Regions from separate parts of the Homo sapiens genome. Here region 1 is linked to region 2. A link is an interaction called in ENCODE POLR2A ChIA-PET data of the cell type or tissue named here. Cell type or tissue: endothelial cell of umbilical vein. All regions are shown on one strand. Links, peaks and the distances in the headings refer to the core of each region. The heading gives the core; the rest is flanking DNA.

The links. ChIA-PET counts read pairs that join two places held together with the same protein. Peaks named below come from ENCODE experiments on the same cell type or tissue, not always from the same donor. Only the 100,000 strongest peaks of a DNase experiment are listed, where the experiment ranks them.
Region 1: POLR2A ChIA-PET joins it to region 2 with 8 read pairs; 2 of 35 experiments call an interaction of 5 or more read pairs at or near these places.

Annotation. Positions count from the first base shown.
Region 1 is chr1:59,312,476-59,321,228 of GRCh38, reverse strand. All of the region lies in intron 1 of FGGY (FGGY carbohydrate kinase domain containing), which reads right to left. Among named protein-coding and RNA genes, the nearest start is that of FGGY, 20 kb to the right of the region's middle. In endothelial cell of umbilical vein, for the core only: no CTCF peak of the experiment used is centred there; a DNase peak (open chromatin) is centred at 4,458.
Region 2 is chr1:59,079,805-59,088,557 of GRCh38, reverse strand. It overlaps LINC01358 (long intergenic non-protein coding RNA 1358), which reads right to left. Exons shown (of 3, transcript NR_110626.2): 3 at 311-543. Among named protein-coding and RNA genes, the nearest start is that of HSD52, 63 kb to the left of the region's middle. In endothelial cell of umbilical vein, for the core only: no CTCF peak of the experiment used is centred there; a DNase peak (open chromatin) is centred at 4,087; H3K27ac peaks cover 2,299 bases.

The DNA.
Region 1 (8,753 bases), core at 572-8,571, 230 kb before region 2:
GGAGAACTTAGAATCTGGAGGCAATGGAGATGAGTTTCTTCTCAGTGAATTTCAATCAACAAGAACAGAAGCCAAGGTACTGAAAAGGAACCTTGTCCTCCTAGTCAGTCATTCATTCAACAATTACCTACTAAGTACCTCTTACACGCAAGCACTGTGAAAAGTGCTTATGTCCCCTTTACTCCTCACTATGACTCTAGAAGGTGAGGCTATTTACATCTCTGTTTTACAGGTGGTCAAGGTGAGATTCCAAGAGATAAGTAACTTTTTGCTTAATGCTAGCTAGGTCTACTCATAAATTCAAACAGTAAATGTACATTATTATAATGATACACACTACACTGATTAAGAAGCAAGTCTATGAGAAGTTAAGGAATTTAATCAGCTTCATTCAGGGGCAGCCTGGACCTAAAGTCCCATATTTGTGCAATCCCAAGTTTCATGCTCTTTCCTTTGTTTCTTAAAAGCTTTCTGTATAGGTTTGGAGAAGAGGCAAATATATTGCAGCTTTGTCATGAAGTGACTGGGAATTGGGAAGGAACCCCGAGGAGACAAGATCAGCAATTAGTTAGACAATCTGTTTTCCTTACAGACCCCTTGTGAGTTACAAGGAAATCTGACCAGAGAACATTCAGGAATTCCTTGGCCTTCATGGCTGCTCTAAGTCCCTTTGGTCAGATTAGCCCACATGACATGGAATCTCATAGAGGCTTTTATTTTCCAGATTGGCTTTGAAAGAATAAGAACAAGCCCCCAACACAACTGAGCAGGTGGATGCCCTACAACTCTCCAGGTGAGCTCAAGGCAGTTTTACCACCCAGAGTCTAATTTCAACCTGGGCAACCTTCTGCATCCTTCAACTTCAGAAAGAAAATGTTTCCCTAGCCAAGTCAAACATGGAGATTCTGAAAGAAAATCAACCAGCAGATGTTCAGTTACTGCTTCCTAGATATTTACTCCAGTAAAAAACAAATAAAACAATAAAAACTTCATTAAAAGTAATTGCTTCTGTCTTAATCACAATGATTTCCCAACAGAATTGTCCCCCTTTTGGCTCTGTGGCTCATGAGCAGGTGAAAAATAAAATGGAGAAGCTGCAGAAGTAACATTTGCTCCGTTCATAGGAGCTTCATCAGACCTCCACTGGTGTGTAACCTCAACTTCTCTCCCTTGCTTACATTCCCCTTGGGGACCTCCATATGACCATTAGCACCAGTTTTCAAATCATTCATTCCTTCATTCATTCAACAGTGATACCTTTTCTTCAAGCCATTATTTGAAGAAAACAAAACAGATAAAAACAGAGCTGCTCTGAAGCAAAGATCGCCCTTGCCCCACCCTCCAGCCCTTCCCCCCAGCAGTCCCTCTGCTAGGCCCTCTCTCAGGACAACTGAAAACCACCAGCTTTGAGCTGTGATATACCCCAGGGCCTCAGCACGGGATCTCACACCCTCCACAGGCTCCCTCTGCCTGCCATCCAGCCCCGCCTAATACAGTCCTGCTCATTCTCACTCCAGGCTACAGACATCCTCAAACTCCTCATAAGCTCTCAATTGCCCCCAGCTGCTAAAGGCTGCCCCAATCCTTTGCTCATCCCTTCCTAATTCTCTCCTTTCCTTGTCTGCCTGGTGACCACTGAATTATATTTTAAGACCCAGGTCAGCCATCAATTCTCCTTGGAAAAGGCTTCCTTCCCTTTCTCCCCTTGCATACATACAAAGGATGCCAACATGGTATCTTCTCCCTGCTTTCTTTTAAAACTTACCACTCTGGAATCACAATTTTATTTTTCTTTCCATGTCTGTCTTCCTAACTGAATCTGAAAAAAATGAACTTATTGATTTCTGTATCCCAAGCTCCTTGCACAGTGTCTGGCACATAATAGGTTTTCAGTAAATGTTTACTGAATGAACAACTGAATCAATGAATTAACAGAAACAAGGATGAACAGGTCCATGCCTGTTTTATTCATTTTACAACCACATTTTATTCATTCTACGGCACTCATTTTTCCATATTTAGCTTCTCTAAAACCAGTGAGAACCTTACAATCAATGGTATGTTACAATTAATTGGTATCATTTCCTTTCTTACTTCATGGTAATAATAAATAATGGTGCATCTTGCAATCAGTGACATCTGAGACTCAGAAGAAATGCAGAAGACAGTAACACCAGGAAGCCTGCTGAGGATACACTGATTGACAAAATAGGGGCAATGCCTTCGCTGAGTTTCCTCAATTTTATTAGCTGCAAACAGGAAGAAGATTGAAGCTAGCCACTCTACCTTCCCTCTACCAACCTCTCACAGCTGCTTACTTTACTTGGAATCCCCTCTCTGGGCTTCCCACTGTCTCTACTGCAAAGGCCCCCGGGGTGCTGCTCCTTAACACTGATCCTAGCATGCTAACAACTCTTTGCCCTTGGCAAGACTTTTGCAAGACTACTATAAACGCTTAGGAAGAAACAAAGAAATAAATAGGAAATGAAAAATCTATTCAATACCCTGGCTTACACAGACCTGGCCAGCCAGCATCCAGACTTGTCTCTACTCCAGCCAGCCCCGATGACAAGACAGATTCCCCATGGGGCTGGCCCACGTGCTCAGGCTTGGGTTCCTCACTTTTGACTCCCTCTCTGATGAAGAGAGTAATATGATAAAATACATCATCTTACCACCCTACCCACATTCTGATTCCTTTCCAGTAAAACCCAAAGAGGCAGATTTCCACTCTACAGTTAGCCCTGGGCTTGCTCCAGTTCTGGTTTCTGGCAGGAGCCCACCCTTCACATGGAGAATGGAGCGGTATGATTACAGTTAATTCCAGCTGCCGCCTGTGTCACAGCTGTAAGCCCAGTGCCTGGCATACAGCAGGAGCTCAGTAAGTCCTTGTAACTCAGTGAATGGATGTCTTTAAAATTCATCACTGGGGAAATAAAAAAAGGTACCATGTTTACCACATATCTGATATTCTGCTAAGCAGCTTGATTACAATGCCTGACCACAATTCTTGAAGACAATAACTATGATCACTCCCATTTTACTGATGAGGAAAATAAGTCCTAGATAGGTAAAGTAACTTGCTCCAGTATGCCATATTACTAGGCAGTAATACAATTGACAGTAATCCATTCCCTCCGGTTCCATCAGCCCTAACCTTTCTCAGGATGCTCCACTGCCTCCTGCTATTCCTCTATTTACTAAATGCCCATTTGTCAAGGACTCTGCTGGGGGCCTCTGCCTGCTGTGCCTAAGGTTGGCTGACTCAGAACCCAGGCTGTTCATCTTCAGAGACTGACCCTTCCACAACACCAGGTGGCCTGCTTCTAGCAAAATATGGATTTCTATAACTTATTACCAGGGCACCATGCAGCAAAGAGTCAAACCATCCCAGCGTCATTCACACACATCACCCAGTTCATGTTTTTCTATGAAATAGATCCTACTTGCATATTTCAGGTTCACCACTTTTCCCATTATTATAGTTTTAACTGATCTCTGTGATTATTTCCATACCTGGAACCTGAAAGCAGGGATGTTCAAGCCCTTGGGCAGCTTCCCTGAAATTCGACCTGTGAGCTCCAGCAAAGGACTTTCTGCATCATAGGTCCCCTGCTCTTCCCCCTCTATGCCCTTTGTTCCTGGGTCATGAATATGATCTGCTGCGTCCTAGACTCCTAATCTTATGCAACCAGTACCCCTTGGCCTCAAAAAGTAAAGTAACTGTAAAGTGGAAAGCATTATTCCTTTTTCTAGTTTGTAAAGTAAACAAGGATAAGGATCATCATCGTGTCACTTATTCCCACACAATGTTAATCTCATTCACAGAAACCCAATCAGTTTGGTAAACCTATCACCACTTTATTATACCTCAGAAGGGTGGAGTAATTTGCCCAAAGTGCCACAAACAGCAAATGGCATCAGGATTTGAACCACAGTCTCTTGCGGCAAGTTTAGGGCTCCTTCCACAACATCCAGCTAAAACTGAAAGCCAAACCCTTTGATTACTTCTTCAATAAGAACAACAAATGCAGCAAGAAATATCTATTGAGCTCTGAGCTGCAGATCACCATGTGACTCCATGATTTCATTTAATCCTTATAGCAACCCTGTGAGGTAGGCAGTATGAGCCCCATTTCCCAGCTAAGGAAAGTGAGGTTCTCAGACAGGAAGCTGTTTAAAGTTGCATGGTACAGAAGCACAGGGGCTGGGGTTTGAGGCTAAGTCAGTGTGACTCCAAAGACCGCATTATGAATGGTGAGAGTCGGAACTGGGGTTTCATTTCATTCTTCTTAGGCAAAGATAAATACTCTAAAAAGAAAACAGCTGTTAGGGATATGGGGAGGGTGGTCAGGCGGAAAGAAATGAGGGCACGGACTGTGGACGGCCAAGAGAAAGAAAAATAACAGAAATTCAAGCTGTGCTGCGTACAAGTCCTGGGACATACCTAACTTCTCAGTCTACAAGACATTTCAAAGCACAGAAACAGCCTCCTGTCCAAGTCCTCAGCATGGACTGGACTGACTTTTAGCCCCTATTTATGATCAAAAGACTGTTCTGTATAAATATTTATACAGTTCATTAAATAATAGCCTGTATAAATATTGTTAGAAATGTGCCACAGGAAACCACAGACTTTGTGGCTGATTCTTCAACAAATGTGCAAACTGCTCAAATGCAGTGTGAAAAAAGGAAAAGGGGACCTGGAAATAGAGGGCTGTCCTTTGCAAACGGGTTTTAGCAATCCTAAGAAGGGGGTACAAGCTACAAATACTGAGCTAAAAACCGATAATGTGGGGATTGTTCTTTTATACTTTTCCCCTTCTTTCCCTCTGAAGCATCTCAGAGCATTAAGATTGCTGCCTATGATGACAATCTCCCAGAAGCGGATGAGCTTACCCTATTTCTTAAGGCGCCACTCCTCCAGGATTTATTTGGTGACAGTGCACAGAAGCAGTGTCCCAGAAATCTGGGAAGGAATTCAGTATCCTCTTTCAACTTTGATCTTTGGACTTTGCTGGGAGTTGATGTACACAAGTCCTGTGCAATTTATTTAGTTAGTTATACTGCAATCAGGGATTTGCTAAGATTGGGAAGAAAAAAGATGAACAATGAGTTAAGCTTGCCCACCTCAGTCTTAATAGAAATGACTGAATACCACTTTCAACAATTTTTACATGCTCTAAGATGGTGGAAAAATTTGAAATGAGAAGGAAAGAGCTGATTTGGCAATAATAGTTGTTTCTCTATGGGCTCTACCAACAATAAATAGGAAGAAAAGACCAGCTTGCTAACCAAAACTTTACCTCTAAACATGAAAATTTCTTAAGGCCTCCTCTTCAGTTCTTTTTCGCCTTTCCCTCCAAGGGGAGACAGTTCTAAAAGTTTTAAGGTTGCCAAGACTGGCTCAAAAGAAACCCAAACACTTCCATGGTTCCCCAAACTTTTAGAGTCTGTAGCAATGGCACAACACATTTTTCATCTAGACATACCTGTGGCTTGGCGTAGTCTGTAAAAACGCGTATAAGCATATTTTCAGTCAAGTGCTCATTTTGTGGCATCCAAAGGAAGGAAGGGAGTAAGCAGGGAATCCATTCCCTGAATACTGAGAAGTGGAACCAGGCCCTTATCTAGCTCCTGGAAGAGCAGAACAATCTTTTATGCATCACTGATGTCTAACACTAATGCCTAACAAAGGACCTGGCTTGTTGCAGATCAAGAAAAATTCAAAAGAATCTGAGGAAAAGGAAAAGAGGGGGAAAGGAAAGGGAAGTGTGGTGGGGAGAGGGAAAAAAGGGAAATGGGGGAAAGAAGTGGGGGAAGGAGAGGAGAAAAGAGAAGGGAGGATGGGCAAGGAGGAAACTGAACTGGCAGTTAAGTGGAAGCCTGAGTGATTCACAGATAAGAAACTAAGAAATCCTTTGATTGATGGGAGGAGGGGAGAAGGAAAAAAAAAAGCAGACATATACCTTGGCTAACAAATGACATCCACTAAATTCTTCCTGCCCCAGAAAAGTCTATTAACATAATGCAGAGAAGGAACAGATTATGAAAATGTCAGTTCTCAGAAACCCAGAGGTAAATCCAAAGAAACAAAACACAAACCAACAAAACCCTTTCTCTACTCTGAGGGTCAGCCACTCACACCTGGAATGTTTCCTGTCACCAACTGGAGAGACCTCAAGAGCCCCAGTACCAAGAAGTTCACCTGTGGAACCCATGACACATAGGTTCCTGGAGCCAGCTGGCTAACAGGCTCTGAAGATCCCAGACACCATAGAACATGAGAAAACAACATCACACACATAGTCTCTGAGCCCAGAAGTTCTCAAAAGAAGCTCCAAGACGGAGTGCAGAAGTCATCCTGCTAAGCAATGCAGGACTGTGTCTTGACAACTGAAGACATAAGCTGCGTCTATCTTATCCACCTCTGTATCCCCAGTGCATACACACACAAATAAATTTGGTATGCAGTAGGTACTCAATAAGGAGCTGAAGAATGGACTAACAAATAGTCACTGCATTTGGGAGAAATGAAGACAATTCTTCTCCACAACACTAAAAAATAAATCAATATCAGGGTCACCATATTCTATTCAGAATAGGAAACCAGATGCTTGTCCCATCTGTGTCTACCACTGACTCACTTGGGGTAAGTCTCTTCACTGATGTCTCTCTTCACAGGTATGAGACTCATGAATTCTATACAACTACTCCAAGGGATTGTTGTGAAGATTAAAGGAAATAATGAGCACAGAGAGCCCTTTAAAAGGGCAATTCCTTTATAACCAGAAAGAATCAATGGCACTGGGAGGCACAGAAGGAAAATTTGGGTGTAACAGTATAGCATCACCAAAGACACTCTACAGCCTTCTTACTCAAAGTGTGGGCCTCAAATCAACCTTCACCTCCAACACTGAATCACCTCTTGAAACCCACATCTTTTAAAAAAATTTTTTTATTAGGCCAGGTGCGGTGGCTCACGCCTGTAATCCCAGCACTTTGGGAGGCCAAGACGGGCGGATCACAAGGTCAGGAGATCGAGACCATCCTGGCTAACACGGTGAAACCCCGTCTCTACTAAAAATACAAAAAATTAGCCGAGTGTGGTGGCAGGCACCGATAGTCCCAGCTACTCGGGAGGCTGAGACAGGAGAATGGCGTGAACCTGGGAGGCAGAGCTTGCAGTGAGCGAGATTGCGCTACCGCACTCTAGCCTGGGCAACACAACAAAGCGAGATTCTGTCTCAAAAAAAAAAAGAAAAAAAAAATTTCCGTAGGTTTTTGGGGAACAGGTGGTGTTCGGTTACATGAGTAAGTTCTTGAGTGGTGATATGTGAGATCTGGATATACCCATCACCCAAGCAGTATACAATGAACTTTGTTTGCAGTCTTATATCCCTCACTCCCTTCCCGCTCTTTCCCACTGAGTCCCCAATGTCCATTGTGTCATTCTTATGCCTTTGCATCCTCATAGCTTAGCTCCCACTTATGAGTGAGAACATACAATGTTTGGTTTTCCATTCCTGAGTTACTTCACTTAGAATAATAGTCTCCAGTCCCATCCAGGTTGCTGAGAATGCCATTAATTCATTCCTTTTTATGGCTGAGTAGTATTCCATCATGTGTGTGTGTGTGTGCGTGCGTGTGTGTGTGTGTGATACATATATCACAGTTTCTTTACCCACTTATTGATTGATGGGCATTTAGGTTGTTTTCACATTTTTGCAATTGCTGACACCCACATCTTTTAATATGTGTTATCTATACCTAGGCATTCTCGCCATATCTAACAGCTTGATTTCCAGTAAACAAACAAATATTAAGTGCTTTCACTATGCCAGGATGCTAGGAATAAGGGGCTGAAAAATACATTATCTCTAATTTTAACAAACTGACAGTCTAATGTTATGGTCTGAATGCTTGTGTCCTCCAAAAATGTATGTGTTGAAACCTAACCCCTAAGGTGATGGTATTAAAAAGTGGGACCTTTGGGAGATGATGAGGTCATGAAAAAGGAGTCCTCATGAACGGGATTAGTATCCTCATAAAAGAGGCCCAAGGAAGACTCTTGCCCCTTCTACCATGTGAGGACACAGCAACAAGTCAGCAGTTAATGGAGGTACCAGTTTACTGCTCTCATTACTGTTCCAACAGTTCTGACCAACTAGGTCAGAAACTCAGTATTTTTCAGGGTTTTGGGGATCCTTATGCTCTTTACTGAGCCCATTTGTAAAGACTAACAGATGATTGGAAGAGGGACATGGTATTAAATCAGAAAGACAGTAGAAAAGTTGGCTATCCTTTTAAATTTAAAGTTGGATTCCAAAAGGCAGAAAAGACAGAACCTACCAAATCCCCATGTGTGCCTCACAATGTGGCAGCCACAAGAATCCAAACTGAGCCAGTTTTGGATGGTGAACCATCTTGAATGGTGGCCAAAAACCATAACCTTCCAAGAGCCACACAGGTAATGTCCAACAGCAGTCACAAGGGAAACATAAAACCCAAACTTGGCTGAAGCCAAATGCACAGAACAGGTCCTAAAGATATCATGGATGAAAAAATCTGACTCATCAAATGACATCCCCAAACTCCACCAACAAACATCCCCTTAAAGAAATTAAACTTCAGATCTCCCATACCATCTTCCATAAAACCCTGCTTACACCCTCCCAAGGGTTCTGTTCAACCCTTGTGTTCCAATAAAGCACATTTACTTGTTTATAATGCCTTCTTCTGTTGACCTACCA
Region 2 (8,753 bases), core at 156-8,155:
AGCAAGTTTTTAACTTTGCCCCCAAGGCTGATGAATCCTATTCTTCACTACTGGAGAAGAGGGAAGGTCTTCTATTCTTGGACAGAAAAGAACTCAACATAAGATCCGACTTTCTTTATTAGAACCATCTGCTCTGGGCAGAAATTTGCAGATCTTGGTAATATGCTACATTTCTAAAGATTTTTCTTATTCTTTTTGACTTTGGGTGTTTCCAATTCAGGTATATGAATCCAAGGGAACAGAAGTAGGGTATAGAAAGAAAATACAAGAGACCGAATGAGCACTCACTATATTCCAGGCATGCTGCCAGTTGGTTTCACCTACATAAGGATGTTTAATTTTCATTACATTTCAGGTGATCTGTATTATTATTTCAATTAAATAAATGAGGAAACTGAAACTCACAGAGGGTAAAAGGCTTGCCCAAGTTCTCAGAGCTCTAGAGGGGCAGAGTTAAATTGTTTCTTGGTCTTCTGATTCCAAGGCTATGTTCTCTTGTATGTTCTTGGTCTTCTGATTCCAAGGCTATGTATACTATAATGCCTACGAGAGAGAGAAGAGAGGAAACGTACTACGGTTTTCCCTAGTCAGACTCTTTGCATGCATTTTGGGGAATGTGGGGTGGTGGTAAGAGCTCAGGCTTTGGAGAGAGTTTGCAATGTACCTGTAAGGCTGCACCAGTTGTTAAAATAGTAAAAATTGAAATATTTTTATACCAATTGATAGATTTCTGTTGCCCTGAGTCCCTTGAATATTCTCTGTTACCTCAGCCATTCCAGACTCTACTCCAGGATTTTCCATACCCCCCTGTGAGTCAGCAGCCCAGTGGTTAAGTCATTGGACATTAGAGGGCCTTGAGGACCCTAATCCAATTCCTTGGCTAATCTATTCTGATTCATAGGTATCATTATGATATGGTTTGGCTGTGTCCCCACCGAAATCTCAACTTGAATTGTATATCCCAGAATTCCTATGTGTTGTGGGAGGGATGCAGGTGGAGGTAATTGAACCATCGGGGGCTGGTCTTTCTCATGCTATTCTCGTGATAGTGAATAAGTCTCACGAGATATGATCGGGTTTCAGCTTTTGCTTCTTCCTCATTTTCTCTTGCTGCCACCATGTAAGAAGTGCCTTTTGCCTCTCGCCATGACTCCGAGGCCTTCCCAGCCATGTGCAACTGTAAGTCCAATTAAACCTCTTTTTCTTCCCAGTCTCAGGTGTGTCTTTATCAGCAGTGTGAAAATGGACTAATACACTTTACTATATCCATTGTTAATAATTTTGAGTACCATTTCTGCCCCATTCTCCTTCCTCCTCTCTCATGAACCCAGTCCATCTATGGAGATTTCTATCTTTGCTAATATGAGTCCTTGATTTTTGTGGTGCTTTATGTGAAATATGCGTAGAGAAAAGCAGGAGAGGTAGTCCATACAAGGCAGAAGACAGAAACTCAGTTCATCTACATTATAAAGAATTGAGAGGAGATATAGGAAAGAAAATAGCACCTTGAAGGCTGAAGTTTGAGAAAGAGTGCCAGTGTGTTTGCTGAGGATGTGGTCCTGCAACAACAGTCAAATTCAATAAATTAGTAAGGAAGGAAAGATTTCTTGAGACATGTTTTTTGGGAATTGATCTTTCTTAAAGTTTTCAAAGGACATAAGAGAAAATGAGAATTTGTTTCTAATTACTACTGGGTTATGCTTCTTTATATTCTAGTCAATGCAAAGACTGGGCCGCATGAAGCTCCGGATTTCTGAAGGCGACAAGATGATCTCTAAGATTCCTTCCAATGTTAATCACATACAAAACACCTGAATCAATCCCTCAGAGGTTCATCAACTTCTGTGGGTTCTATAGGTAAGATGACAAGCTATGAGGTCACATGAAACTGATCTCAGTATGTGAGTTACAGTCTTGGATGTACCTACATTTGACTGTGAGTTCTTAAGAAAGTATCTTACCTTTATTGGTCTCAGTATTTTCATTCGTAAAATAGTAGGTAACATTTATTGCTGTTGCTTATTTTGAAATTGATTTTGTTGTTACTATTTTTTGAGTTTGACTTGTGCCACTCTACTTTTTGTCTATCATTTAATTAAATCCGTACAGCAAATGCATGAATTATGTATGATCATTTCCTTTTCACAGAGTAGACCTAGAAAACATGAGAGGCATGCATAAGACTCCTTGCTAGACAGCGGCAGAGCTGCAATTCACGGTGTCCTCTCTGCTCCAAATCCAAAGCTTTCTCCTTTACAACATATGGCTTCCCAACCTACCTCAAGACCCTAGACTGGAAGTCATGAGTAAGCTTTTGTCTAAGAGAATGCTTTGAAAAATATAAAATGCCATAGAAATATCAGGGTTTTAAATATATATTATTAGCTACTCATCTTCTTCTCTGTACTTTTTGTTGTTTCATCAAAATTGACCTTATAGATTTGAGGTGGACACTGGGATGCATCTCCCATATCTCCTTCCTTCCTTCTTTCCTTCCTTCCTTCCTCTCTCTCTCTTTCTTTTTTTTTTTTTTTTTTTTGAGACAGGGTCTCACTCTGTCACCCAGGCTAGAGTGCAGCGGTGCGATCTTGGCTCACTGCAACTTCTACCTCCTGGTTTCAAGTGATTCTCCTGCCTCAGCCTCCCAGGTAGCTGGAATTACAGGCAAGTGCCACCATGCCCAGATAATTTTTGTAATTTTTGATAGGACAGGGTTTCACCGTGTTGGCAAGGCTGGTCTCGAACTCCTGGGCTTAGGCAATCCGCTCAACTCAGCCTCCCAAAGTGCTAAGATTACAAACGTGAGCCACTGCATCTGGCTCCAGATCCCTTTTCAATCAAGAACTTGTTACTCTAGTTCCTGAGGTACTGTCAACCTTTAGGGAAGAGATGGCTGATCCCAAGTCACACTCCTTCCTGTAGCAACCTACATCCAGTGACTGATTGATACAGGAGTATAAAGAGCTCTGGCTTTCTTGGCTTCACTTTTGACAACTCTGAAGGGTCATTTTAGTTCCAGAGCTGTTGGTGGGGTTGGCCAAGATAGTTTTAGAGCCTGCATCATGCTTTGCCTTCTCGCTCTGCCAGTCCTGATTGTGGCCTTTCCCTCTTCCACAAGTGTTCATCTCAAGGCATTCCCTGAGAACATCCTGAGTGCTAAACACCTTCTGAGCCTGCTTCCTAGGGAGATCCATCCTGTAACAATATTTTGTTAGAATTGGTTCTTCATAAGTCTGACTTCCCTACTGACTTGAAAACTTCTTGAGGGCAGGAAATGTGTCATATTCATTCCTAAGTCGCCAGTGCTTGGCTTGATATTAGGTCCAGAAAAAAAAAATTCATTGTATGTTCAATGAACCTCTGGGATAATAATAATAATAGTTAACCATTATATAGTATCCTCGATCAGCTAAATTCTATATTAAAGGCTTTGAACATATTAGCCTAAACCTACAACAGTCCTAGAAAGTAATATTATTATTATTACCATTTTACAGATAAGTAAAAGCAAGCACCTAACGGTTCGAAGTTCTACCCAAGCTTACATATCTAGTGGTGGATCTGGGCTTTGATTGCTGGAAGTCTGTCTCTGAAATTCACTCTCCTAGCCACTACTCCTTACTGCTTCTTGTATCTGTGTACCTATCAATCCACCACTTTATTGAAGGGGGATAGGAAAGAGCTAGGTAAGAGGATACGAAGGGTAGTTTTTTTGTTTGTTTGTTTTTTGTTTTTAATTTCAGGGGAACTGGAATTACCACAGAACATTTCTGGGGATGGAGTGTCTGCTTGTTTTGCCTGGAGTCCAGGCAGGGCATATGAAGAGTGTAGGGCAACAGAGCTCCCCAGGTGACTCAGATGCACAGGCAGGTGTGGGAATCCCTGATGCAGGGGGCAGTTTCAAGTGTGCAGAAGGCACTTACACAATTGCCATAACAGAGGCCCTAAGATGTGAAATGATCTGGCAATAGCTACCCTGGTAGAGAGAGAGGAGCCAAGACTCTCCCTTGTTTCAGGGTCCTGGTCCAGGGCTCTTTGAGCTGCACTTCCTGAAGTGGGGCCAGGAATCTGCCTTGGGCATGGGGGGGAACCACATACCTCACACGTGCATCTAGTGATTACTCAGGAAGTGGAGGCTTTGGGGCTGACAAACGGTACACCGGAAAGGAGAGGGGAGAGCCTGCCAGGAGGGGGTCGGCAAAGCCAGTTCCCTCAAAGCATTGTCCTTTCCTTCCTCCAACAGGATGCCAGGAGCCCCACAGAAAAGGGACTCATTTGTCTTCCTTCCCAGCACAATAACCTGTTGCTGGCCTTTCTCTTGGGCCTTGCTCAGAGCAACAGGATACAGTCTTTGCCAGGGGAGAAGGAAGGAAGGAAGGAAGGAGGGGAGGGAAATGACAGGAGCTCAGGATCTCCAGTCCCTAGCCTGGGCCCCGGAGAGACCCAGCACTGTGAGGCCAGGACCCAGACTAGAGCTGTCCAGGTCCAGTCGGCCTGGTATGAGGAACAATTTCGTTTTACAGAAAACCTTAATCAGATGTAAGCTGAGTAACCGTTAGAAGCTGAGCTATCATTTCTGAGCATATCTGAGTGGCCTCTCTCCAACTTTTATCTTAATCTCATTTAGAAAAGAAAAATAAATTGGGTCAATTTAGAACTGTACCTTCTTTCCTTTTTTTATTCATTGTTAAAAAGAAGAAAAGAAGGTATGCATTGGAGTTTGTTTGTTTGCCATGGAAAAACCCTCTTATTTGCTTGATTAAACAAAAATAACACAAGCTACATAGGAAAAATTTCAGCTACATAGACACCACCTTTGTTTTAAGGCTGTAGTAGTTGACATAGCATCTTCTTGCTACTTTCTCTAGCCTTCTCTGTGGACCACAGTGATACATTCAGAAGCCTGTTAGTTAACACAGGAGTTTTTGAACACTTTTCTATTGGTTTTTCACCTGCTCATTGTCCGTCATGCCTGAGGCCTGCAAAAGTAACCTTTAAAATTTAAAGGTGAAAACTACTGGGCACAGTGGCTCACACCTGTAATCCTAGCGCCTTGGGAGCCCAAGGCAGGAGGATAGCTCAAGTTCAGGAGTTCGAGACCAGCCTGGGTAATGTAGTGAGACTCCATCTCTACAAAAAAAAAAAAAAAATACAAAAATTAGCCGGGTGCCGTGGTGTGCACCTGTAGCTCCAGCTACTTGGGAGGCTGAGGTGGGAGGATTGCTTGACTCAGGATCATTGGAGCCTGGGAGGTGGAGGTTACAGTGATCTGAAATTGTGCCACTGCACTCCAGCCTAGGCAACAGAGTGAGACCTTGTCTCAAATTTAGAAAAAAAAAAGGAGGGTGGGGTATTTGGGGGGAAGCTAAAAGAGAAAAAAAAAATGGGGCATTTTTAAAGCTCTTTTTTTAATAATTGAGGTTCTTCTGGTCTCACCCGAAACCTACAGCATCAGAAAGTGCATGTGTGTGGATGGTAGAAGCGTGGAGGGGGCTTAGCTGTGGAAAAGATGGCAGTGGGTGGGTTGTAGAATTGGAATCAATATTGCAATCCACCACAGAGGTATAAACAAAACTGAACAAATCAATGCATTTTAATAAATGTTTATTTGTTGCATTTATGAACACATATAAATGCCAGACCCTGTGCTGGGTGTGGGTTGTACAAAGCTAATTCTGAAGCTTATAGTTCAATAGGTGGCTCAGATGAGTAGTGAATAACTGAGAGCATTAGAATTATTTACACAGGGAGAGTCAGCTGTCTGGGAGACTGGGGGGGCCCTCCTGAGGTCCCTTACCCTGGCCAAGCACATGGGGGAGAGGGACAGATGAAAGTGAGTCTGAGCTCACCTTCCTCCGTGGGAATGGTTGAAGAAATTTGCACTCCTTTTAGATGAACATTCTAATCTTGCCTCTAAGACTCTTCCAAGGTGAAAAAAAAAATTCATTATATTCAGTTAAAACATGGGCCCTTGATATGAACTCTGCTGCCTGTCAAAGAGATCACATAATTAATTTTTAAAATTAAAGTTATTTGGATTTCAGCACCGACAATTTAGTGATGAGACTAGTGCTCTCGCATACACACACACTCTCTCTTTCTCTTTTCTGTGTTTCCCACCTGGAGTTGAGATGCAGATGTGAGGTGGTGAAGAGGGCCTAAAGGCATTTCTGTGATGGGCCCTGAGGAAAGACGGGGAAGAAAACAAAGTCCCTGGCCTGTGTAGCTCCCAGCCCTGCTGGAGGTCATAGTAGAAAGTAGTAGACTGGGACAAGGTCTAGAGTCAACTGACTCCATCCTGTCTTCACCACTCAGAGTTGCCCTTGGAGAAGATTTCCTAAAAGAGGTGAGAAAAACAGGAAGGGTGGGAACGAGCGAGAGGGCCAGGGAAAAAGAGGGGCAGAGGAGACACTCATTTATTAAGTGTGCGCTCTGTCAAGCACTTTACACATAGGATTTCTCTTGGTCTTTACTATTAATACATCTCCATGAATTACAAATGCTCATCCTCATTTTCCCCGGGGTGAAAATGGAGGCTCAGAGGGATGGATGATTCATACACAGTCATATCACTGGAGAGGGGAAGAACTGGGATTCTTCCCCAAACCAGCCTCATTCCAAAGCACATGTTCTTTAGACTACCCCACCCTTTGGATTAAAAACCCTTTCCTGGCTGATTTTGCATTATCTGATGAAACTGAGATGTGACTGGATGGCAGGTGAACCTCGCCTGGTGAAGAGCCACTCCACTGCCCAATGGGGAAGGTGCCCTCTTTCAAGTCAACAAGGGCACACTTTCTTTCTCAGAACTTTAATCATTACTTTACAACTTGTAATTTATCCTCCTTTCTGTAGGTATCTGGTGTTTCTTGATTGTTAAGGAAGGGAGGAAGTTTTGGTTTATTAAAAGAGAGAGAATTTTTCTGGCTAATGTGTGGCCCATGAGCCACAGACTTCGCATCACCTGGGAGCTTGTTATAAAGGAAGAATCACCAGTCACAGTCCTCTAGAATCAGAACTTCAACAAGATCTGCAGATGTTTCATATGTACATTCAAGTTGGTAATGCATGGGATAGAGGACCTGATTTAGATTCAGGCCCGGGTTCAAATTCCCATTCTACAAATAAGACCTTGGGCAGTTTACTGAATTCCTGTGGGTTTCACTTTCCTCACTCATAAACTAGGAAAGATGATGCCCATTGCACAAGCTTGTTGGAAGAGTAAGGGAGCAATGTTAACTTCAGTGCTGCTATTCAGTATGTCAGTATGCCATCCATGAATGGTACTTCTTTTCTGCCCCATCTTCCCTTCCAAAAAAAAGCATTTCCTCTTCAAGAATGTGCACACTACAGAATCTGTTCTCTGAAATAAAATGCTTCTGAAATACTAATCATATCCATTTGACCAGTGCTTTGCAATGTGGTAGCGACTTGTCATGCATGATGATTTAAATTAAAATTAAATAGAACACTTCAGTTTATCTGTTACTGTAGTCACATTTCAGTACTCAGAAGCTGCATATGGCTAGTGACTAGTGTGTTGGACAGCATTGATATTGGACATTTTCATCATCATGGAAAGTTCTACTTGACAGCATTACCTGGACACCTCCTATTTCTCCTGGGTATTTGCTAACCCACAGCTTAACTGCTCATGCAGTAGGAGCTCAATAGGTGCTCCTTGGCTTGAACTCTGCAGCCTCCCTTATTGGAAAAGAGAAATGATTTGAGAATCCCAAGATCTGTTTTCCAATTACTGCTCCATCTACTCATGAAATGTGTGACCTTGGGTAAGTCACTTTTCCTCTCTGAGCCTCAGTTTTCTCATCTGCAAATTTAGAGGGGGAAAGGTAATAAGAATACCTCATATTAGTCTAGAAGCTTTTTCACTTTTTATCTCTTTTGGTAGTTTCAGCAGCCTTTCATCCCATAGGGTGACCAACTCATCCTAGTTTGACTGGTCCTGAAAACTGAAAGTCTCACGTCACAGGAACCCCATCATTCCTAGGCAAACAGGACGGTTGGTCGCCCTACCTACAGGTCCCCTCCAGTTATAAAATCCATGGTCCTGTGCAAGCCTCAGAGTGGTGTGCCAGAAGCCCCAAAACTGCTGCAAATACCAGAGGAGTATGAGCGCAGGCTCTGAAATCAGACAAACCTGGGTAAGATGCTGATGCTCCCACTTTATTTCGATGCAAACTTAGGCAAATTCCTTAATTTCTCTGAGACTTAGTTTCCCCCCTGCAAAATGAGAGTGCTAATGATACTTCTTCCGCCTGGGTGTTGTTGTGAAGATTAATTTAACAAAGCTTTGCAGAATGCTGAGCGCTCTGAACAATGTGAGTAATTCAGCAGACTCTGGAAAGGGGGCTGATCTACCTTTAGGGAGACTGTGATTAGGACATTCATGTGTAGTCCAAAGTATCTGCTAAAAGAGAGATGACTTGCTTATGAGCCATTAAGTTCCTCTTATCAAAAACTCCCACAACCTCTGCCCCAGACTCAATTCGAATAAATAACAGTTCAAACTGGTTAAATAGAGCACATTTCAACTCCCCCTGCCCCTGCTGGGATAGTGACTCTGATGCAGCAAGTTTACTGAAACACAAACTAATCATTCCTGTTGCCAAAGTAGGCTTTTGGCAGAGGTCTGTTAAGAAAGAAGAGTGAGAAAAATGTCCTGGATTGCTGAGGCAGCACTGTATTTAGACAATTAAATTTGGAAAAGCAAGACAGTTCCTGTAACTACCTCC